Regions from separate parts of the Mus musculus genome. Here regions 1 and 3 are each linked to region 2. A link is a loop called in an ENCODE intact Hi-C map of the cell type or tissue named here. Cell type or tissue: left cerebral cortex. All regions are shown on one strand.

Region 1 (8,000 bases), 75 kb before region 2:
TCAAACAACAACAAAAAAGGAAGAAAAAGAAAAAAGTAAAAGAAAGAAAGAAATGCTCCTGTCAACACCTTCACAGACACACTGAGAAACACTTTCTAACACAATCAATCAATCACACTGATAACCAGGCATAACTATCCTAAGTTGGTATAAAATGAAACTGTGCCCTCCTCTCTATTTTTGAACAAAAATTTCTAGGAGGATATATTAAATTCCATTAGGCCCTACACAAAGCAAACGGGCTATGAAAATGTCAATTTCATATGTATTAAAACCTATTAATACATTACTGGACATTTATACTCGAATAGGCTTGACAATTACTGGAGTACTAGCATGAAATATGAGCAGTGAGGCCCATAAAGAGAAACAGAGTAAACCCCTTGATCAAAGTCGGAGAGTGCATCTCTCCAACATCCAAGTAAAAACTTGGGTGCAATCAAAGGACAGATGTGCAGCTCAGTCTTCATGTGGATCCCCAACAACTGGAGCGGGGGCTGTCCCTAAAGCTGTTGCTTGTCTGTCTGTGGAATATGCTGCCCCAATGGCCCCTTGTCTGCCTCTGGTGGGAGAGGGTGCACCTAGCCCTGCAGAGACCTGATGTGCCAGGGTGGGGAGATACCCAGAGGGGGCCTCCACCCTCTCAGAGGAGAAGGGGAGGGAGGGTGGGGGAGGGAACTATGTGTGTAGGGGCGACCAGGAAGAGGACAGTAATCAGGATGCAAAGTGGATAAATTAATTAATTAAAACCAACCCCCCCCCCAAAAAAAAACCCTGGGTGCAGTAGTGAGCACCTATAATTCCAGTACTGGTTGGATAGTTAATTTATTTTTTACAATGTCCTGAACTTGGAGATACCTTGCTGTATATATTTGATGACACGAATGCAATCTAATATAGTCTAGTATTACGTTTCTCAACCTGTGGGTCACGACCCCTTGAGGGAGGGGTTGAATGACTTTTTCACAGGAGTCATTTAAGACCATTGTAAAACACAGATATTTACATTATGATTCATAACAGCAGAAAGATTACAGTAATGAGGAAGCAACAAAAATAAGTTTATGGTCGGGGGTTACCACGACATGAGGGACTGTATAAAGGGCCCCAGCATTAGGAAGGTTGAGAACCACTGGTCTAGGAGTATTCCAGTTATCCATTCAGGTCCTGCTTTAGAATATTTGGAGGAAAAAAAATGGCAACGGTCTAATTGTTGAGAACTAAAGCAGTAACAGCTAAATCAGTGGTCAGAACAGCTAGACCCGTGGTCAGAACCTAGGCTATGAATCTAAGTCACAGCAGCACTGGAACACCACTGCAAACTAATAAAATAGGATAGAGTGCATTACAATGTTCTCAGGTGAGTATCCTAGGGGCACAAGGAGATCCAGCCATTTAGTACAGAATTCTGCATTGCTGAGAAGGGTGAGGCAGCCTCAGATTTACACATGAAGTACACAGGGCACCCGAAGAGTGTATTACCACTAAAGACCTTCCCATCTCCACACCCAGCTAACATTCTACTTCCCACTAAAGAAAGCACCAACAGGATTGAACACTGCTCTGCTCTAGAAATAAAAGTGTCTGAAGGGGTCTCTGGCAATGAACATACTGGAACTCTCTCAGAGCATCATGGGATTCCAGCTGTAATGAACTGGAAGGAAGAGGGCAGGTTGGAACTGGATCTGAGTCTGGCTGGCTTTGACTTTAGCTTTATAGCCTTGGGGGAAAAATAACAGAGGGAAAATCGAGCTTTATCATCTATAAAACGGGGACAATAATGTTCCTTGATGACAAATAGCTGAGACTAAATGAACTTCTTAATCAAGAAAGTATTGCTTATGCTTAGCATAAAACTATAAGGTTAGTGTAATAACAATGAAACTTTAATTGCCAGTGAGTCGACAATTCAACATGCTTTAAGATCTCAGTTTATAGCTTTTCTTCGTGTAGCTTCACAATTTAAAGACTCCTCAACATCATTTATTAGATTATTAGGACAACACAGACTCTCAGCAGAAGAGCTATCTCAGCTTCCTCATCTGAAGGACTAGCAAAGGAATGGTCTTTAACCAAATAAAAGTTCAGCCTTAAAAATAGCCCGGGGAAGCTTTCTCAAATTTGCCATCGAGGTTGGGACTCATAAGTGAGATCTTCTTGTCAGCAGGAAAGGTGATCTGCAGGATGAACAAAAATAGCCCATGTCCGACAGCTGTGATGTCTATAATTTATACGCCGAGATCATCTCTCATCAGATCGCCATGGTGGACACACCAGTTGGTCAGCTGTATGTTTACTAGGTCTCAGGAAACAAGTTGTGTCATACCCAGTTCCCGGTTCACTCTTTACATACAAACAGCGTGACTTGAGGCTTCACGTTCGAGGCATGTGACTATGAAACTCTATCGGCATGCACAGTGTCACAGATGTTTGACTAACCTTTAATAATTTATCCCCAAACAGCAAATAATCCCTTTTCTTTGTGTTTCTAAATTATTTTTTTATGGGAAAAGCTGCAAGTATTTATGTTTTTTTTTTTTTAAGTATTTATGTTTTGAAGCACGTTTGTATGAGTGCAGGGAACTGCTAAATGGAAGTCACATGAGTCTTCATATTTCTGTATAGGAAGCAAATAATCTTCAGCTATGGCAAGGTCGGCTAACATTAAGTAAAGGGAGGGGAAGAGTGAGGGGAGCCGGGAGGAAGAGATTGCTTGCTCATAAGTGATTTGCCCACTGGTAACACTCTGGGCATGCTTTGGATTCCCTTTTATTATTATTATTATTATTTTTTACTTCCATCCTCAATACACTCATTTCTTTAATGTGTTTTTACATCATTTTGTTTCCCACAATTCTTTGATCCCTTCTGTGTTTTGTCTATGTTCTACATTTACCTGCACATGTAAATTATTTCCTATTTCTTTTAGTATTTCTCCCTTGTCCCGTATATAATGCATATCTACACACATGTATGCAAGTGCTGAAATATACTTAGGGCTGTGTCTATGATTTATTGGGAAATTTTGTTCAAATGAGTTAGAATTGAGAGTCCTGAAGAGAATGTCTTTTATCTCTATAACACGATTGTCTATATAACTGAATGAAGAAAAGAAATAAAAGGAGACCATAACTGCTCCTGGGTATGGTGGATGTGCTGGCTTGTCATATGGCAACTTGACACAAGGTCATCTGAAAGGAGGGAACCTCAACTGAGAAAATCCAGCTGTAAGGCTTAATTAGTGATTGGTGGGGAAGGGCCCATTGCGGGTGGTTCCATCCTTGCGCTGGTGGTCCTGGGGTCTGTAGGAAAACAGGCTGGACCAGCCCTGATGAGCCAACCAGTATGCAGCAACCCCTCCCCAACCCCCCATGGCCTCCGCATCAGCTCTTGCCTCCAGGTTCCATGCATTGAGTTCCTGTCCTGACTTCCTTCAATGATGAACAGTGCGGTGGAGGTGTAAAAAATAAACCCTGCCCTCCCCAACTTGCTTTCTGGTTATGGTGTTTTATCGCAACAATAAAAGCTTTAACTAACACAATGAGGAAGGCCTGTTATAGATAAAATGAACATACAGGCAGAAGCAGAGGCAGAGACACATGGTCAGACTCAGCAGGGCCATGTGAGGAGAGAGAGGGAGGGAGAGCAAGAGAGGAGCCAAGCCTAAGAGGGGTGGGTGGCCTGGGCTAAGAAACTGGCACAGCCAAAATGGCTGAATTATCTAGGGATCAGAGGACCTGAGGGAAGGGGCAGCTCAGTCCCCGGGCTGGAGAGTTCAGGGTAGGGGTCAGGGTATGCCAGGCAGGAGGACCCTATACCAGGTGGGGACTAAGGGATGCTGAGAGAACCAGCGTCACGTCACCTTTGCTATGTTAATGCTAGGCGTCTCCGTTGGCAGTTTGTCTGGGGGTTGAGACCTAACAATAACACGACCAGGAACTACAAAACAATGGGACGCCATCTGAAGAGGGTACGGACTAGAACGTTCCCAGACAAACAAACCTTGGCTAGGGGGAGCGTGCCAGGGGCTAGGGGCGGGCCGCCCTCTCCAGCGCCTTGCCCTCTGGTCCCGAGGCATGGCTCACGGTCTACACCCCGTCACCCCCACTTCTCCTCAGATTCTCCTTCCATCTCGGTCGCGCTCAGATTCATCCCTTCCATCTTCACCGCCCTGGGCTTTTCTCGGGACGCCTCGGCTCTGCTCCCCCAGCCTGCGTCCACACGCGCCGGGCTGCGCTCTCCCCACCGCGCCCCGGGCGTCCCCGTCCCGCCCCCCGGGCCCGCTGCACTGTGGGTAGGCGGCGGCGGCGGCGGTGGCGGCGGTAGCGGCGGCGGCAGCGGTAGCGGCGGCGGCGCTCAGAGCCCGCGGCAGGGGGAGCCCGTGCGCCGAACATGGCTGAGAAGCAGAAGCACGACGGGCGGGTGAAGATCGGACACTACGTCCTGGGGGACACCCTGGGCGTCGGCACCTTCGGCAAAGTGAAGAGTGAGTGCAGCGGCGCGGGCGGGCGGGCAGGCGCGAGCGAGGCCGGGTGGCAGGTGGAGCGCTCGCGGGCGAGCCCGGGGCACAAGCACCTGGAGCCGCAGCCCGGGCGTGGGTCCGGGGGGACCAGCGGTTATGGGGTGTGCCTTGGCGGGGGGTGCCTCCGAGCGCCCTGTCTTTTCTCTATGCCTCAGCTCGCTTGTCTGCAGAATTGGGCGATTGGCCCAGTCCGAAGGGCCCCGAAGCGTGGGGAGGATGGGGGAGTCACGGCGCCCGCCGCGAATTGGGAGGGGGTCTCCCACTGGTGCCAAGTGCTCTGCGTGGAGCCTCATCTGTGGTCACACTTAATCCTTAACGTGGCACCGGCCGGGTGCGGTCCTCACCTTAAAGGTGAGAGAACTCGAGCTCCAAGGCTTCAGAGACACGCCCAAGGTCACAGAGAATTGGCAGATTCAGGGTGAGGTCTAAGATGTCCTCCAATTTTGGCCTTGCTGATGAGGTCCCTGCCTTTCCCAGATTCTTCCCTGTCCCAGTCCTTTGATGGTGGAGTTGACCAGGGGCATGCCCATAGCAGAGAGGTGCCAAGTCCCTCTGCTGGGTGTGTGAAAACGCTGGAATGCAGCGGGTTGGACAGAGAATTTAGGAGAACCCCTAGCTCTGTAGGTTGATTGGTTCAAGGAAGGATTCTGTGGTCAGGGTCTGGGAGAAAATGTTGCTTGGTGATCGACTTTGGGTCCCCAAGAGGTCAGACTTGCTTAGGCAAGGGGTATGTTTGTTGGTGAAGGGACTGCTTTGGGGGTTTTGGAAAAAAACTGGTTGCTTTTGAAATGTCACACTGCACTAAACTAGTTAAGTATTAAACTTTGCTTTGCTTTCTTATTAGTTAATAAGAGTCACATGGGGTTTGATTACCCGTCCTTTTAACAGAACTACAGCTCTTGTTAAAAAAAATACTTGGTAGCAAGTTGGGAATTAAAAGTGAAACATTAGCCTTTTGTTGTTGTTGAATAAATATCGGGTAAGCAGTCTGGGGATTTTATGCTGAGGCTTATTTTCTACATTTTAACCTCCAGTGAAGGTTTGAATAGAAGGGAGAGACTCCTCATTCCTGCGAGGATTAACTCCTCTTGGTGTATCTAATACCGGTTTGTACAACTAGAAAACACTGAATGCTCTCACCACATGCGGGGAACTGTTCTGGGCAACGGAGTTCTAGGAAAGAGCAAAACCTGAGCTCTCCTGGGACTTACTCGCTATGAGGGAAAGACAATCAGAATACATGTGAAAAGTATATGGCCCCCTCCTATTGAGAAAGGAGAACAGGGGAAGGAAGGATGGAGCCTTTTGTGAGGTTGGCAGATTATATTAAGGTGCCACGTGGCCTCACGGAGTGGGTATTTTTGTAAAGACCTAAAATGTTTGTAAAATTCTTTGAAGTCTTGTGAAGTTGGGATCTTGTAAGAGTTGTGGATAGTTGGGAGATGATAATGATAGAGATTAGATAATGATGTTGCCACCATCTTTGCAGAGAACTGCTTTGCTGTGGCATTGCAAAGTTATGCAAACGGCTGCTTTGCCATTTAGGGTAAGTTATATAACTTAGCCTATATGCTTTCATGTTCTGCTAAGTGCTTTTGTTTGCGCTTGCTTTTTTTTTTTTCCTCTTGATGTAGAGTGGAATACCCGATCTGATTTCTCAGGCCATTGTCAAGGGATAGTTCGAAAATATTTGGTTATAGTCTCTGTCTGCTTCTAAGCGCCAGCTTCCTAAAATATAAATGGAGCAGAAGGGACCTTTGGCTTATGAGAAAAATCTTTTTCCTGGAGAACCCTGCTGGAACGAGCTGTTTGGATTTCTCCTGACCATTTTATCTTCCCTAAAGAGATATTCCCTATGTGGTGTGATAGTTACTATTAATTGTCAAATGCACACAAGGAAGAAACACCTAGGAAGGGAAGCTTAATGAAGAATTATTTAGATCCAGTTAGCTTCTGCGCATGCTCAAGTGGGAAGCCCTCCCCCATTCTGGGCAGTACTGTTCCCTGAGTTTGGGTCCTGCGCTCTGTTAAGTATAGAGGGATGGGCGAGCATGATGAGCAGGCCTGCCTGCATGTGTTCTCTCTCTCTGCTGGTGACCGAGGATGTGCTTCACGTTCCTGCCTTGACTTCCCTCAAACGGACTGTAGCCTGGAAACTGAATTAAAATAAACCCTTTCTTCCCTAAGTCACTTTTAGTTGGGGTGTTTTATGACAGAAATTAAGCTAGGTCAAGTGGGTTTGTAATCAATACAGCTGTAGTTGTTAAGTCAAGGGGCTGGTGAAACAAAGTATATGCGTATTAAGAATACATTTTAGGGCTGGAGAGATGGCCCAGTGGTTAAGAGCACAAACTGCTCTTCCAGAGGTCCTGAGTTCAATTCCCAGCAACCACATGGTGGCTCACAACCATGTAATGGGATCTGTTGCCCTCTTTTGGTGTGTCTGAAGACAGCTACAGCTCATATACATAAAACAAGTAAATCCTAAAACTTAAAAAAAAGAGTACATTTTAATTTATTATTTGACATTTCATACAATGTGCTTTAATCAGAGTCCCTGCCCTTTCTCTTTCCAACTCCTTTAATGCCCTCCCACCAAATCTCCATTCCAATTTCACATCTGTCTATCTTTACATATATATCTATCTGCAAATCTGTGCCTGGGTATAGAGCCAACCACTGGAACACAGGTAACCTACTAGAGGCCCCCTGCCCCCAGCCCCACGAGCAGCCATGAACTGCCTAAGTAGTTTCTCATCTAGGAGTGGACTTTCTTGAGCCCCTCCCCTATCCAAGGCAAATGTAGCTTTAAAAACATATACTGAGGTGTGTTTTACATATTTTTAAAAACACTGATTTTAAGTGTACCATTAACAGTTTTTAGTAATTTTGCCAAGTACCACAACCATCATTGTATCTTAGCTGTAGAACATTTATTTTAGCCATTTACAGTTAATATCATTCACACCCACAACCCTCAGATACCACTATCTATGTCTAATATGTATAAGAAATGTCTTTGCTGGAAAAAGATGAATTGGTATCATGGAGTAAAGGTGTCTCTATGTCTAGTATTTTGTTTTTGAGGTTCATATCTAGCATAACATGTAGCCGATTTCTTCCTTTTTATTGTTGTGTGATCATCCATTGTATGTCTGTGCCACCATCCTCTTACATTCTTAGCTGCTGGACATTGTCTTGCTATATAGGCTGTTATAAAGAGTGCCTCTATGAAGATTCACATGCAGAGCTCTGTGTGTGGATGTGTGTTGCTCCTCTGAGAAAATACTTGGGAAAATAACTCAAAGGGTACAAAGATGTAGTTCAGCTGTGTTTAAGAGGCTCCAGTCTGTGGTTACTTGTAAGGGAAACTTCTTTGGGATCACCAGCTCCTGAGTAGTGACACGGGGGCTTATATTTATTGTGAATGCTTAAGGGCTTAACTTAGGCCTATTCCCACCTAGCTTGTAAATTAACC
Region 2 (8,000 bases):
AAGAGAAGGTTCATTCAGTCTCACTGTTCTAGGACACAGGCCATCACAGCAGGGTGTCATGGAGGCAGTGGTGTGAGGCAGAAGATCACACCATGTTCAGTCAGGAAGCAGAAAGCAATGGCTGCTGGTGCTCTGTTCACATCCTCCCTTAGTTCAGGGCTCCAGCATATGGAATGGTGCTGCCCACATTTAGGCTAGACCTTCCCACTTCAGTTTCCCTCTTCTAGGAAATATCTTACAGACATGCTTGGAGGTGTGTCCATGAGGTGATTGTAGACCTTGTCATGATGACAGTATTAACCATCACAAGTCTACAGTTGTCAACTGCATACCAGATCATATCATTTCAAAGCTATAACCTTCCATCTCTTCTTCCCATAGAAGCATAACCATCTCATGATATAAAGGGCATTCAGTACAACTTCAGAGACCCCATGGTCTTTAGCCAACACTGTTCAGTATTAACTATCATACTTCATTATGGCATATTTTTACTACAATCAACAAATAGTTTTACTTTCTTTTCAATTTAGCATTCTGTTGCCGTTTAACTCTATTTGAATATATATGGGACATTTTAAAAAATGAGATATCCCTTTAACTGTTGCTCTTTTCTTGAAGGTGATAGATGTGTTTCTCTCTCTCTCTCTCTCTTTATCTATTTTCCCCAAGATAGGACCTGTCCACTATGTCATCGTGGCTATCCTAGAACTCATGTGTAGACCAGTTTGGCCTTGAACTCATAGAGATCCATCTGCTTCTACCTCTAAGTGCTGGATTAAAGGCATGTGCTATAACAGGCCTATTTTAGTTTTTAGCAACTTTGTACATTATAAAGTGAATTCTTGATATTTTCCCAACTCTCTCTTATTCCCCAAACCCCAGTACCCCCACTTTTCCCTACTTGTCCTCTTCCAGATTCATGGCTTACGGTTTTGTTGTATGAGTCATTAAGGAGAAAAAAATTCAAGTTTATCATATGAGTATTCAATATATTTTAATAGATCAGTTTTAGTATGCTTTCATTTATTATTTTACATGATTAAATAAACTTAATATTTATTTAAATTTAAGCCTATTTCCTTTTTCTGAAGCTACTTTATTTAATTAAAATTTTTTTTTGCTGGACATAATGGTTCATGACTGTAATAGCACTTCAGAAATGAAATCTGAGGCAGGAGAATATATATTTAAGACCAGTATGGGACCCTGTCTCATTATATAAATATGTAAATAAAAGGAGATGCCAATATTTTTCCAATATCCATGGAAAGAATTTAGAAACTAGTTTGACCAACGTTCTGAAGACCCAGAGCCCTCTTTATCTGAGCTTCTGTTTTCTGAAGGTACTGACAGCATCCTCTGGTGGTGTGGTATCTGGGTACTGACAGCATCCTCTGGTGGTGTGGTACCTGGGTACTGACAGCAGCCTCTGGAGGTATGGTACCTGGGTACTGACAGCAGCCTCTGGAGGTGTGGTACCTGGGTACTGACAGCAGCCTCTGGAGTTGTGGTACCTGGGTACTGACAGCAGCCTCTGGAGGTATGGTACCTGGGTACTGACAGCAGCCTCTGGAGGTGTGGTACCTGGGTACTGACAGCAGCCTCTGGAGGTATGGTACCTGGGTACTGACAGCATCCTCTGGAGGTATGGTACCTGGGTACTGACAGCAGCCTCTGGAGGTATGGTACCTGGGTACTGACAGCAGCCTCTGGAGGTATGGTACCTGGGTACTGACAGCAGCCTCTGGAGGTGTGGTACCTGGGTACTGACAACAGCCTCTGGAGGTGTGGTATCTGGGTACTGACAGCAGCCTCTGGAGGTATGGTACCTGGGTACTGACAGCAGCCTCTGGAGGTGTGGTACCTGGGTACTGACAGCAGCCTCTGGAGGTGTGGTATCTGGGTACTGACAGCAGCCTCTGGAGGTGTGGTATCTGGGTTCTATTGCTCTACCTGATGTAAACCACTAACATTTAGTTCTCGGTTATTCCTTCAAAACAATTGAAGAAGAGGTAACTAAGATCATTATTAATACTCTAGAAAGGATCCATATCTGAGTTAAGGCTAGACTATCGGATCTAAGTTTTTAATAAATGCTGTTGTTGGTGGGATTAAATATACCAAACTATTTGTAACATACAGGAGTCAGCCATAAGTTCTTCTCTTGCTCACCTATATTTCCTTTTGATGTTCTTTGCTAAGATGGGAGACATTGTGTAGTTTTAAATTTTTATTTATTTCTGGCTTTAGGTAGTGAATGCATACCATCTTCGAGTAAGAAGAAAAAACCCAGTGACTGGCAACTATGTGAAAATGAGCTTACAGCTTTACCTGGTAGACAGTCGGAGCTATCTTCTGGACTTCAAAAGCATCGATGGTAAGGAGGCCAGCAGGAACGAGTCCTGAGAAATAAAACCTGGCACAATGTGACCTAGTGTTAAAATCATCACAAAGACATGGTGGGTGGGTCCTCCACTCTTCAAGCAGATCTAAACAAAGTATAAGTAAAACCAAACCTGTGGTCTTAGCAGAAAATAAATTGCCGAGGATGTAATGACTTTTCAGATGTATGCATATTCCCTTTCATTTCCTTATAAATGCTGCATCTTCTAAACACAAGCATCACAGTCCTTCCTAAGCTCCTTGCTCAGATCGGTTTTACTTCGCCTTCTGCAGCATCTTCCCCGGGAGGACTCGGGCAAGCACTCGGCTGTTGCTATGTTTACTGTTCTTTGGTCGTTTCAGATGAGGTGGTGGAGCAGAGGTCTGGTTCTTCAACACCCCAGCGCTCCTGTTCTGCTGCGGGCCTCCACAGAGCACGGTCAAGTTTTGATTCCAGCACAGCTGAGAACCACTCCCTTTCTGGCTCTCTCACTGGCTCTTTGACTGGCAGCACTTTGTCCTCGGCATCCCCGCGCCTGGGCAGTCACACCATGGATTTTTTTGAAATGTGCGCCAGTCTTATCACTGCTTTAGCTCGTTGATTATCCACCCCTGGTCTCTGTCTTTCTGTCACCCCCCTGTGAAATCACATACACTCTTTAAATTATTATCTCACTCGGTATTACGTGCTCTGCAATAGAAGTTGGTGTGAACATTCCCAGGTGACATGCAGTGTTATTGAAATCACCGAAAACACAGAAATCCAGCATTCTGTTTACTCGTAGAACTCTGTAACTCTCCTGTGCCTGTGACAAGTTTGCATGGGTAGTACTGGGTGAGTGTGGTGGCGCTTGCTAACTTACACCTGTGAATTCGCTGTAGATGGCAAGCACACCTCACTGATGAACGAACCCGCTGAGGTAGGGGTGGTTCAATGGGCCTCCTTCCTTCATGTTTCCTGTACGTAAATCCGGTTTACCTCCTAAACTTCAGCAGCTGTTAGGCTGCCTGGGCACTCTTGCACAAGAAGATTAAGATATAGAATAACTGTTAGGGAAATATTATTTCAATGTAGAAATCTGAAAATCCTGTCCCCCTAAATATTAGAAACCAAAGTCTTTTAAATTATTTCTGCAAATACTGCCTAGTATTAGCCATTAAGACTGTGTTTCTGATAACAGGAGCCTAATCTCCCAGCTTCCTGACAGTTGTGCAAGGCGCCTAGTTAAATCACACCACCACCAAGCAAAACAAAACCATGCAAAATTAGTACACAGTTCAATGAGACAAGCAAAATACCAACAACAGTCTCTTAAAAGAAAATTCTACTCTATGATCTTGTTTGTGTTTATCAGACTGGGGTAGCTGGGAGGAGGGCCGGCAGTCATGGCCCTCTGGCATGTTTGCTAATTCCCTTAACATTTGTTATCGATGCCACCTCCTCCCTCCGTCTTCCTCAGGAGCCTCTGTCTTGCTCAATGCTTTTCCCTTTCATTAATCCTTTAGCTAAAAACCTTGCTTTGGCCATCATGTCTTTGTATACTTCCAAAGCTTGATCTCTGTGACCTTCACTGTTGAACCTGATTGGACAGGGAAGCCTTAAATATTTAAAAGTATATTCTCCTGGAATACGTATATGTGTTGTTTACATATATATACATATGTATTGACACATCAGTGCTTTTAATCAAAAAAAAACCAAACATTTTTGTGCAAGTTTTTTTTTTAATTTAAGACAAAAAAGCACTATATTGCAAGATAGATTAAGTTAATTGATTATATGTTGTTTTGGTAAAAGTATTTTAAATTATGTGTAATTTATCTAATAATTATTTATTCATCTATTGTATTTATGTTGTAATTTTAAAAATCATTGATCTGATTCACCCTAGAAAATATTAAGCTCTTGAAAAAAAAAAAAAGCAACATTGCCTTGACAGGTTTCTCTTCACCAAAAATTGTATATTTTCTATTTACCAAGAAGCAAATGAGACTGTTAGACCAGGTTTCTCATGAGATTCCAGAAGACAAGTTTGTCTGTCTTTAAATAGCTTTTTGAATCAGGAATTTGCATCATATCACATCAGATAACTTTGTAGTTCTTTTAAAAAGATGGTCAATATTTATCACTCCAACTTCTCAATGGTAAAATAAAAGAATCTTTGCCCACTGATTGAGAAGGAGAGTGTATAATTTAAGGTACCTTAAGTTTAATCTTTGAAAGATTGCCATCTTGTGGCAATAGATGGTAATTTTAGTAGTTATTTTAATACCAATACTTAGTCCTGCCTGGGTTATCTAATGTGTTTTATGAATGTGGCATAGTTCTGACTTCTCCAAATGTGTCTGTATCCTTGTTTGTGGGGTGGGGGAGAGATCACCTTATGATGTTTGCCTAATCATGGCATGGAAGGCCTTGAAGTAAGGAACTGAATAGATTCTTTACCTCTAATAACAGCATCCACAACAGTGATGAAGGCAGGAAGGAGGCAGAATGCTTTTAGTCTAGTGAATTTAAACCAAAATTACTTTATATGAATGATTATGATGCTATTCAAGAGCTAAAAGTTATTTACTATTGTCTTAATTCATTCCAGTATTATGAATACCCAGGTTGACAGTTACCTGCTGAATTTCAGGAGAACTGAAGGTCATTTTGTTTCTTTTAACATTTTAAGACATAATTATTTAATGAATCTAGATGATAGAGTAAGTTGGTTTTCAGAGAGAATTCAGTGACTCATCTCGAAAAGCAGAGGCAGGAATTCAGTCACAGCATAGGGATTTGTTGCTCTTGGAAACAGAGAAGGAAAGAATTCTTTGCAAATTTACAGTTCCTACATTTCAGTCAATCCTATGGGTATGGTAGGTACTGAGTTTAGAGCAGCCTATCCTCTTGGATCGTGCGGAGAATAACTATTAAGTTATAGATGTGGTATGTCTTGGAAACGGAGTCCATCTGTTTCCAAAATAGTATTTCCTAAAACAAAGAAATCCCACAAAATAATTTTGAAATACATTGTGTTCTGCTCTGCACCTTGCAGAGGACAGTGACTATTAACTCGAAAGACTTGCAGACTTTGAGAAAAAAACAAAACAAAAAGACCCCACATAACTGCAAAAACCCTACTTTGCCCAAACTAGTTTACTCTTTTAAAACGTTTGCTGAGTCTGGTTGCTTACCTGTAATACGACTGGGGAGTATGAGGCAGGAAGATACGTTGGGGCCTAAGAACTAGATAGATAGCAAGACCTTGTTTCAAATTGAAACAATAAAGGAACTGTAGCATCCCATAAGAACATAGGAGAAACGATTGTCTCTGAGCGCCACGGTGTGGTCGTTAGTGACAGTGAGTAACACCTCTTCCCCAGAGCCTGATGCTAATTCAGATCTGCTCCATTGACCATGCACATAGGGTCATCCTGAGTCTGGGCTTGTACCACATGCTGGTTTTCCTAATCATATGATGCTTTTTAGGTAGAACATCTATTCTTTTTTTCCCTTAGAGGGTGACTGAAAAGTCCTAGACAAGGTTACTTATGGAAAACCAGAAGAGTAAGAGAGCAGTGGCTTTCTGTTGTGGCTTCATGGATAGCAAGCCAGTTTTATTCATTTTTCAATGGCCACTGAACGTTTTCTAAGTCCTTTTATTTAGGAAACCAAAATTGAAGCTATCTCAAAGTAAATCTACAGGGAGAGAGAAAACCAAACCATTCACAAGTTAGGGTTCTGTTTTGATCAAGAACTCTTGTAAAAGGCCCTTGCAACATCTGGTTATCTGCAGAGAGAAGCTAGGAGCCTAAGCTAAGCAGAAACATTAAGACCCTCTGTGTTAGGGAATTGGGTATATGTAGCACAGTAATTCTCTACTTTATGCAAGTAAGTATTCAAGAATATTTACTTAATTCTCAATCTACTCTTTTCTTAGCTAGTTTGTACTCAGGGAACACAAATTTAATACAAATGAAATGAAACACAATTTGGAAAATAATCGTAAACAACCGAATCAGATTTTTATACTGCTTCATCTGTAGTCTCTGCTAACATGCAAGCATGCTTAGTTAATGTGGGCCCCACACTGATGTTCATAAGACTTAACAGCCTGGAACATACCTAACACAGATACCACAGCTCTGCCTGGTCACTCCCAGGGTGAAGTCTCATACCTAAATGTGAGACTGCCCGTAGACTTGTCTGCTTTGTGTTTGGTTCAGTCTGGCAACTTGTCCTTCAGTTCTCTGTGGCTTGTTAAGTAGGGCTTATGGCTTAGTAGTTCTTGGCAACTCTGTTGAAAACTCTGGATAGTAAGTGTGATCTAGGACTTGGCCTCAATTTAAAACCCTAAAATGAAAGGGATGGACACAGAGCTATCGTCCCTCTGAGCTCTGAAGTCATGCCTTGTTTACTACTTCAGAGCGTCAGTGTGAGTGTTCACATTTTATGTATTTGTTTGCTAGTATGAGTGTTTTTTCCTTAGTCCGAGGCATTTCAAAGGTACACTAACCAAAAGTACTTGGACTACTGGAATGCAAAACTGAAAACATGGTGTGGATTTAGCATTCATTAGAAGATGACTGCTAGGTAGCAGTGGTGGGGCCCATGCATTTCCAGGTCTGCTAGTGCTCCCTCGCAGTACCCAGTCCAGTAAGCAGGCTCACTGCAGTTGATCATCTTCTGGGCTGAACAGAAAGAGTTTGTGAAACATCTGAGAGTCAAGTAATAAAAATAAACACTGGTGTGTTGTTTGTAAGTCCTGGAATGACATATAGTAGTTATAAGTGAATGTAGTTAGTCTAATTATAAAAGCTAGTTGATTGCACTAACTAGATGTAATTTTGTGAAATATTTATGATTATATTGATTTTATTATAAGTATTTATAAGTTATTGAGGGTGCTTAAAATCCAGAAAAATCTCTAGGACATATTTTTTTTTCTGAAATTGTATTTATATGATTTGGGTGTAGGGAGTTTTATACTGGTGACTGAGCCCAGGCTTCCCGTGTAAGAAGCAAGGGCTTAACTTCAACCTCAATCCCCTGGCCCTCTACATGATTCTGAAAGTCCAGGCGCTCTTTGTCGAGGAAAATTAGCCCCAGCCCGATCTAAATGATCACAGTTTGTGACTGCTAGCTGAACTAGGCTTATCTAAATTTCATTTTGGCCATTTTTAATTTTGTGCATAAATGAGATGACACTGTTTTTATACAGTGTGTCTCTCTGAGCTACCTAATCACTATTGGCTCTGATAGAAGTTCACCAAGCCTTTTTAAACTTGGAAACGTAACTTAAGTTAATGAGCTTTAAGTCATGCATATATGTATGTGTATATATACATATGGATTATGTAAACAAGTTAGCAGCGGCGTCTTTATCAGCGGCGCCTTTCCTTGAATATTTATGATGCGGTTGATGCTACTGAACAGTAATACCGTGAGGAACAGGCCCCAGTCTAGACTCTAGACTGGATGGAGTTTTGATTAAGCTTCTTCAGCCATAACCTGTTCAGAATCAGGTCCAATCCAGACGTTATCAGACTGCAGGCCTGTATTTTGTGAGCCAACATTAATGTTTACTGCCAGCCTTGCATAGCAGTGCCGGTTGCGACTGCATGTG
Region 3 (8,000 bases), 88 kb before region 2:
TTCCATTCAAGATGTAGGTTGGGCACAACGGGGGAAGGAATCCCAGAGAAAAATGAAGGCTACTGTCGTTATCCTGACTGCCCATCAGAACTTGATGACAAGGCTCTATTACTGAAGGCACCATACACATCGGTCACAGGACTTAAAGAAATCAGCTGGCTTTCAACTGGAAGACTCCTATCTGCTAAGCAGTTTTAAAATACCAGTGAAGCTGTCTTATTTTAAATAAATGGAAATGAATACCTTTTGTTTGATATACACTATTTTCTTGCTGATAAACACAGAGACAGAAAGCATGCAATCCGTGAAAAGAGTTTTTCTACATTTGGAAATATCTCAGGGATATATTCACTATCCATTTACTATGCTACCAACGAACATCAGTTGTTGAGTCAGATTCTTCTTACACTTATCTCTTGTGATTTGTTTATTGTGAAAAGCTATGGAGATTGACATTATGTATTTATTAACTTGTCAGGAGAACTGTTATCCTAGTAGGCTATTAAAAAGATTTCAAATAGGCTGTGTAATGCAGTGACTTTACGGCAAAGAACAGATAATAATGTAAAGGAATGAGAAAGCTGATATAATTCCAAAAAGAAAAAAAAAAGAAAAGAAAAGAAGATGGAAACAGTAGACTGCAAACTGGTTTCTATTACCATTCAACATATAATAAACATTTCAATATCTACAAAATGATTGCTGAACTCCCTTGGCTCCATTGTGTATTTTCACGATTTGAACTTCACAGTGAAGCGAGGAAATAGATTATACAAAATTGCATCTTTACAAGTCATCCAGAAATAATATTGAAGCATCTTTTCTGCAATTCCCCCGCTCTCCCAGACTACAGCCTTCCAATTCTGCTGCCTGTTTTCGATAGATTACATAGCAAATATTGTTTTAATGTATCTACTCTCAAAGAAAACAGATTTTGCTCATGAGTTTTACATGCTGAGTCATCTTGATACAGGAAACTTAATTGCTCATGATTACTTTTGAACATTCCGATAAATGTCAATTCTTAGGTCAAAGATTTGTTAATTCTTAGTCAAGTGACTTTGCTGTATATTTTTTATTACTCATAAAAATGTAGTAACAGTGTAGACTGAGTTAATTATCCAAAACCCACATGGCTTATCTCATGAAGCAACAACTTGTGATGAATATTTTCATGTGAGTATGTGTTCTCTATCTGCACTCATGTGCTTGCATGTGGAGGCATGAAGATACCCTGGGGACCATCCTCAGGAATGCTATCTACCTCTTTTGAGACGGAGCCTCTCTTGGCCTGGAGTTCATCAGTTAGCCTAGAGTAGCTGGCCATCATAGAGTAGCTGGCCATCAAACCCCAAGGATCCTCCTACTTCTGCCTTCCCAGTGTTGGAACTGTAATCGCAGACCACCCCACATTCCTGGTCTTTTTCACATAGGTTCTTTGGTTTGACTGAGCCGTTCCCCTACCAGCAGAGATGATTTTAATTAAGGATCTTAACTCTATAGTAAGGGAAACATAGTAACTAAAAATAGTTTACACAGCAGGCATGGTGGTATGTGCTTATAGTCCCAGTACTCAAAAGGTTAAGGCAGGGGGATTGCTTGGAATTCAAGTCCGTGGTGAGCTCCGGGCTAGCCAAGGCTATATATAGCAAGACCCTATCTCTATCCTTCCCCAAATAGTGAACAGCTGAAATATTGGAAGTCTTGACTTAAACCTGAGAAATATTTTCAATACAATAAGAACAAGGTGTTTCTGTCTACAGATCGTCTCTATTAGGAGTGTTCTAGCAGATGCAGACTCAACTAAGACACCATGCCGAAAAGCCAAGCACTGAGCTCCCAGCAGCAGACTGAGAACACACACATTTTTGTAAGGGATTTATTTTTCATTTATATTTGAAAAAAAATGTTCCTAACAGATGGAGCAAAGTAAAGAACTATTCATAAAACTCTTTGGCTTAGTTCCACAAAAATGCCCCATTGATTGAGCAGGAAACAAGGTGTAGAATGTGCTATTAGCCAAACTAGGAATTCATTTCTCCAATTCATATAAGCTACTCATTTCTCTATAGCCAGTGGAAAAAGCGCCTCATCTGATACCTCTCAGTACCTGCGATTCAATTGCCAATCCACAAATAAATGTTTACGCCACTCTCTTCCATGACCTAGAGAAAAGAGCACTCTTTATTCAGTGTTGAGAAAATGCTGTCAGGGGTTGGCGTTGCCAGAATGGCATGTTCCTTCTTCCTTAGACACTTTGGCAACTCTTTCATGAGAAAGGCCTGGGGTTTTCTGAATGAATCCAAACTTTGTAAAATAAATTTTAAACTTGTGAAATAAGCAAGAGGGTTTTGTTTTTTTTTTTATTTGTTGGTTTGTTTAAGAGTTTGGACAGAGATGCAATGGGAAATGGGCAGCTTTCAAAACTGCAGAGAAGACTTCAGTGGTTAACTAAGAGGCGAAGTAAGGGCCCAGGAATGAGGAGGAGAGCCATGCAGAGGACCCTTGTGGCAAGCACTCAGTGGAAGATGTTTGAGTCTGAAATACACAGCAGTTAATAATGTACCCTTAGCCGGGTGTGGTGGCGCACGCCTTTAATCCCAGTACTCGGGAGGCAGAGGCAGGCGGATTTCTGAGTTCGAGGCCAGCCTGGTCTACAGAGTGAGTTCCAGGATAATAGCCAGGGCTATACAGAGAAACCCTGTCTCGAAAAACAAACAAAAAATGACTTTACATGTACATACCTGTTTTGGAAAGAGCCCTGAGAATATGGGTCCTGGGAAAGTCTTTTGTATCAAAAGAAGTAGACCTAAACTTCATAACAATGAAAATGAATTGTAAAACAAAATAAGAACTTCCCAAAGCTATTGTTTTCATTGTTCCCCAAACAAAAAATTTAAAGTTTTTTTGTTTTTGTTTGTTTTGTATTGTTTTTTCTAGACAGGGTTTCTCTGTATAGCCCTGGCTGTCCTGGAACTCACTCTGTAGACCAGGCTGGCCTCGAACTCAGAAATCTGCCTGCCTCTGCCTCTCAAGTGCTGGGATTAAAGTGTGTGCTACCACCTCAAGCAAATTTCTTTTTAGGCAGTAGTTTCTGAGCTTTTCTGCACTCCACCTACAATCTAGTGTACTGGAAATGTTATAATTGTTAATCTCCTTGAACCAACAGGTGGATTCAATAACGAAAACAAAACAAAACAAAACAAAAAACCAAAGCAGGGTTGCGTTGTGGATGCCGCCCACAATTCTCAAGGGAACTAAAGCTGAAATACCAAATGTCACGTTTGCAAGGATCTCCTCCCAGCGCACCTTCTTCTCCCCACTTCTTCCCACTTCTCCCTCTGCAATGGGAGAACCTTTCTGAGGCACTGGAGTGAAAACACCACTGAAACACAACGTGGGAGAAAGAAAAGTTTCCTCCAGGCTCTAGGCGATCAGATGTTCCTTAGGACCAGCGTGTGACCCAGGCTGTGAGAGGGCCCGTGACTGGAGCCACTCTGTGGCGTGCAAGCATGACTGCTGTGGCAGCTTGCAAATGACATCCTGAGCACCGTGGACTCATTGTTTGGAAATTCTGATATGGCTTCTGCATTGTAAGGGGCTGTCAAGTAAAAGACAGCCTCCCCCCCCCCCAATTTTTATTAGGTATTTTCTTCATTTACATTTTCAAATGCTATCCCAAAAGTCTCCCATATCTCTTCCCCGCCGCTCCCCTTCCCACTCACTTCTACTTCCTGGCCCTGTACTGGGGCATATAAAGTTTGCAAGACCAAGGGGCCTCTCTTCCCTATGATGGCTGACTAGGCCATCTTCTGCTACATATGCAGCTAGAGACACGAGCTCTGGGGGTACTGGTTAGTTCATATTGTTGTTCCACCTATAGGGTTGCAGACCCCTTTAGCTCCTTGGGTAATTAATTGTTACTGTTCAGGATAGTCCCTAGGCGAGGAAAACTTAAGTCCATCAAAGCTCAGGAGGCCAGCAGAGGGCGCCAGATGGACAAGTTCACCAAGGACCGGCTAGCGCAAGTATGGGTCACTTGGGTTCTGCAGTATGCAGAGAAGGTAGAACTTCATCAAACCACAAGGGAAACTCAGCACCTGCCACGTTTCTGTTTGCTGCCCGAGCTATCATAGGCTTCGGGTACAAGAATACTTTATAACATAAAGTTATTATTATTATTTTTAAAGATTTATTTTTTGATTATATGTAAGTACACTTCAGACACACCAGAAGAGGGAGTCAGATCTTGTTACGGATGGTTGTGAGCCACCATGTGGTTGCTGGGATTTGAACTCAGGACCTTTGGAAGAGCAGTCGGGTGCTCTTACCTGCTGAGCCATCTCACCAGCCCTAAAGTTATCATTTTACTTAGAAATTAGTTCATGAAGGACAGTATCTTCTAGTCTGTACCAATAAATTCTTGGATGTAAACAGTTATAAATATGAGTGAACTAATTTTGCATAAGAGGCACAGCCTTTCATTTGACAGTGAAAATAACATTCCTTCCATTATTAATTTACCAAATATTTTAAAAATGACTATAATATAAGCATTCTCAGCAGGGCAAGCGGCAGTTATAAGTATTAACAATAGTGTAAATGCAATAGCTTATTGATTGTTTAACAGAAAAAATATATATAAAAATCATCAGATCGAGGCAGCTGTATTTGGTTTATGGTTCTGTTAGTAGGGGAGGATAGAGTTGTGGCAAATGAATAGGGATACAATGAAAAGAGCTGGTTTCGTGGTGTGTGGGGGGGCGGAGAGGAAGGCTAGGGTTTTATAGTCAGTCAGAATGAAGAACTGGTCTAGAAAAGTCTAAGAACAAAAGTGATACAGATCTTTCTCCGCAGCGTCAAGGTTGATCTCTGCCAGGAATAACCAAGAGGTTCTCTGTGATGGTGAGAAAGGATAGCACGATTGCACGATGACTTGAAAAGGTAAAGCCACCCGATCACCGTGAAACAACTCATTGCTGGGACATTTACTGAGTAGCTAGATGCTAGAGACATGAAATGATCAGGATACAAGTCATGCCCCTGATTATTTTGGGCAGAGGACACATACACCTGAAAGAGAGGAGGGGGGAGGAGGAAGAAGAAGAAGAAGAGGAAGAGGAGGAGGAGGAGGCAGAGGAGCGTGTGATAGAATGAGCATAATGTCACAGCACTCTTTGTTGCTGGAATTCTAAATTAAAGAGACAGGAAACTGAGGAAAAAGCTCTGCCGGAACTTCAATTTCACCCATGTGCCACTCCTTTATTTAGCTCCTAAGGATCCAGGACCATGCTTATTGTGCTTGCTCTCAAGGGCCTGGCAGATGGTGACTGGACATGGAACAGGCAGATCCAATGGTGGGTTTAATTAAATATACTCAAGGCAGATGGTGTTGCTAAAGACAGACTGATTGGTTGTATGTGGGCGTGTGAGGGACGGATTCACGAGGGAGGTGAGTTTCGAGAGACATGGAGATGTCTGTGAAGTAGATTGTGACGAGTATCAAAGAAGGGAATTTAACCCTGATAGCAAGAGTAGGGAAAAGCAGACTTCAAAGCAGAACTGAAGGGAGTTTGACATAGGTATTGATTATTAAACAACACATTGTTAGACTATTAGAACTGCTGCATCAGGAAAAATAAGGTAAGAGTCAAAGCTGGCAGGACCACACATCATAAGAAACCATACATTTAGACTTTCGATGGAAAATTATTTTGTAGTGATTTTTTTTCAAGCTGAATTTTGCCCACTATGGTTTTGAATTCTAAGGAAGTATGTAAAGTAAAATAAAATAAAATAAAATAAAAAGCACACCCAGACGATTGATTTAAGAGGTGCCTAGACTAGGCTACCTATCTTTGCATGTTAATCTTTAGGTAACATAAAGTCTTTGAACACGTTTGGGGAAGGGAGTGATAAGCTACAAAACGTGCTTCATGTGATCCATCCTCCTGCACTACTGAGCCAGAAAGCCATTTTCCCCTTACCCATAAGTATTCATCAGTTTCTGTTTATCCTCTTTATTTCTCAGTTCCATCCCCTTCGCCTCCTTCCTTATAGAGGCTTCCACTAGAATGAGTTCTCATCATTCGATCCCTGATGGAGAGCAAGAGCCTCTAATGCATTGCTCTGCACTGTGTAGTCGGTCCTTCCCAGGCACTTGGCATAGCGCTTAGTTCAGTTTTTAAATTTACTGACTACACACGGTTTTCACTGGAGTGCAGTTTCCTGGAGAGTAGAGTGATGAAGCCCGGGAGGGCTGTCACACTGAGAGGATTGCTACCTGTTCTCAGGTTACTCACTCTTTTATACATTAGCAGGTTTCCCTTTCAGCTTGGGCAAGCCCATCAGCATACCAACATGCTATAGTTTTCTTCATCTTAAAAAAACAAAATCAAACAAGAACTCTCTTTGTCTCCACTTATTTATTTGCTATTGCTACTGTCTTCATAGTTGAATTCAAATATGTGGAGCTGGGGAGATGGCTCCCTGGGTAAAAGTACTTGCTGCCTAAGCATGAGGACTATGTTCCTGTTCTCAGACCCAACCTTTAAAAAAAAAAAAAAAAAAAAAAAAAAAAAGAGCCAGATGCAAAGTACAAACACCTGCAATCCCAGCATTCCCATAGGAAGATGAGGCAGAGACAAGAGAATCCCAGAAGCTCACGGGCCAGCTAGCCTGGCATGTGCAGTGGGAAAACAACCAAAGACCTTGCCTCCGACAAGATGGAAGACAAGGACCAACACTCTTCCCACATCCACACATGCACCATGCATGCACAAATGAGTGCAGGGTGTATGTGTGACACACACACACACAGAGGCAGGAATACCCACACCTCAAATACATCTCTGCTCCTTTTCATAGCCAACTTAATAGATATACTTCTTCCCTTTTTTCCAGAAACTAATTTCACTTACAAGTTCATCTTCATTACTTTCCTTGTGGTTTGTCAAAGTCATCAAACCCATTAGAAACTCTCCATTATCTTGACCTCTGATATCTTGGCTGCATTAGATAGAGTAGATAACAGTGTCTTGAAATAACTGGTAACACATCTTAAGTTTCCACCTAACTCAGTGGGCATTCCTTAGAGACCTTCGATGGCACCTCTTCTTTTCCATGTCTCCAAATCTGGAATAAATAAATCCTGCTATCTCTTCCTTTGCTCTCTATATTCACTTCCAAAGTAAATCCAAGACTGAACTCTAGTCCTGCGTATAAAGGTGGATGATTCTGAAACGCCGTCATGGTTACTATTGTCCACTTGACAGGATCTAGAATCACCAAAGAGGCAAACATCTGGGCTTATTTGTAAAGGAATTTCTAGACCAAGTTAACTGAAGTGTGAAGATTCATCCTAAATGTGGGTAGCACTGTTCCATGGAAAAGGAAAGAGGGAGTCTACCCTCATCCCCCCAATACCTCCCAAGTGTGGATGCAGTCTAACAAGCTGCCTCACCTTTCTGCAGAATAATGAACCACACCCTCAACTGTGAGCTAAGACAAACCTTTCCTTAAGTTGCTATTATCAGCTACCTCGTCAGAGTACTGAGAAAAAAGTGAACATGTACTTACATTTTGAGATTAGATAGACCTTCCTCTCCATTGTGCCCTTTTGCGGTTGACCACAAGCCTTGCTGGATTCCTATAAGGCATTATGAACTTACCACAGTTGAAGCAGAAGTTTGTCATCTAACAATTCCCTTCCCATCCCTAATTTTTCAGAAAAAAAAATTATATCCCTTTTGTAAAATCAAAAGGAAAAACATTCAGTTGAGCTATAGACATGGAAGAGAGGCTGCCCAGTAGAGGAGGCCTTAGGTTCAAGCCCCTGAGAGCCAAGTTTTTGGTTCTTCTCTTTTTGATCTTTATACATTTCATTCAGCCACCAGCAACCTTATGTACTATCTTCAGTCTTTCTACTGTATTTTAGTGCCTTTCTTCATCTGCACTAGACCATCCCAGTAAACCTATATCAGCTCTCATCTGGTCTACAA

Evidence for each region. Hi-C counts contacts between places; a loop is a spot of excess contacts. Peaks named below come from ENCODE experiments on the same cell type or tissue, not always from the same donor. Only the 100,000 strongest peaks of a DNase experiment are listed, where the experiment ranks them.
Region 1: it touches region 2 in a loop (4-fold over the local background); 14 of 42 quality-filtered maps call a loop at or near these places.
Region 3: it touches region 2 in a loop (6-fold over the local background); 25 of 42 quality-filtered maps call a loop at or near these places.

What each region holds. Positions count from the first base shown.
Region 1 is chr4:105,106,191-105,114,190 of GRCm38, reverse strand. Prkaa2 (protein kinase, AMP-activated, alpha 2 catalytic subunit) reads left to right here and starts at 4,293. Exons shown (of 9, transcript NM_178143.2): 1 at 4,293-4,486. The coding sequence starts at 4,393. Gm36893 (a long non-coding RNA gene) reads right to left here and starts at 4,293. Exons shown (of 2, transcript XR_376484.4): 1 at 4,003-4,293; 2 at 1,869-2,177. In left cerebral cortex, a CTCF peak has its summit at 4,377; DNase peaks (open chromatin) are centred at 5,035, 5,864, 6,009, 6,430 and 3 more places; H3K4me3 peaks cover 3,589 bases; H3K27ac peaks cover 3,722 bases.
Region 2 is chr4:105,031,079-105,039,078 of GRCm38, reverse strand. It overlaps Prkaa2 (protein kinase, AMP-activated, alpha 2 catalytic subunit), which reads left to right. Exons shown (of 9, transcript NM_178143.2): 8 at 2,254-2,380; 9 at 2,749-8,000. The coding sequence ends at 2,987. Among named protein-coding and RNA genes, the nearest start is that of Gm52670, 16 kb to the right of the region's middle. In left cerebral cortex, CTCF peaks have their summits at 4,614 (motif pointing left) and 5,725; DNase peaks (open chromatin) are centred at 5,136, 5,729 and 7,765; H3K27ac peaks cover 430 bases.
Region 3 is chr4:105,118,658-105,126,657 of GRCm38, reverse strand. No RefSeq gene overlaps it. Among named protein-coding and RNA genes, the nearest start is that of Prkaa2, 13 kb to the right of the region's middle. In left cerebral cortex, a CTCF peak has its summit at 3,982 (motif pointing right); DNase peaks (open chromatin) are centred at 3,986 and 5,372.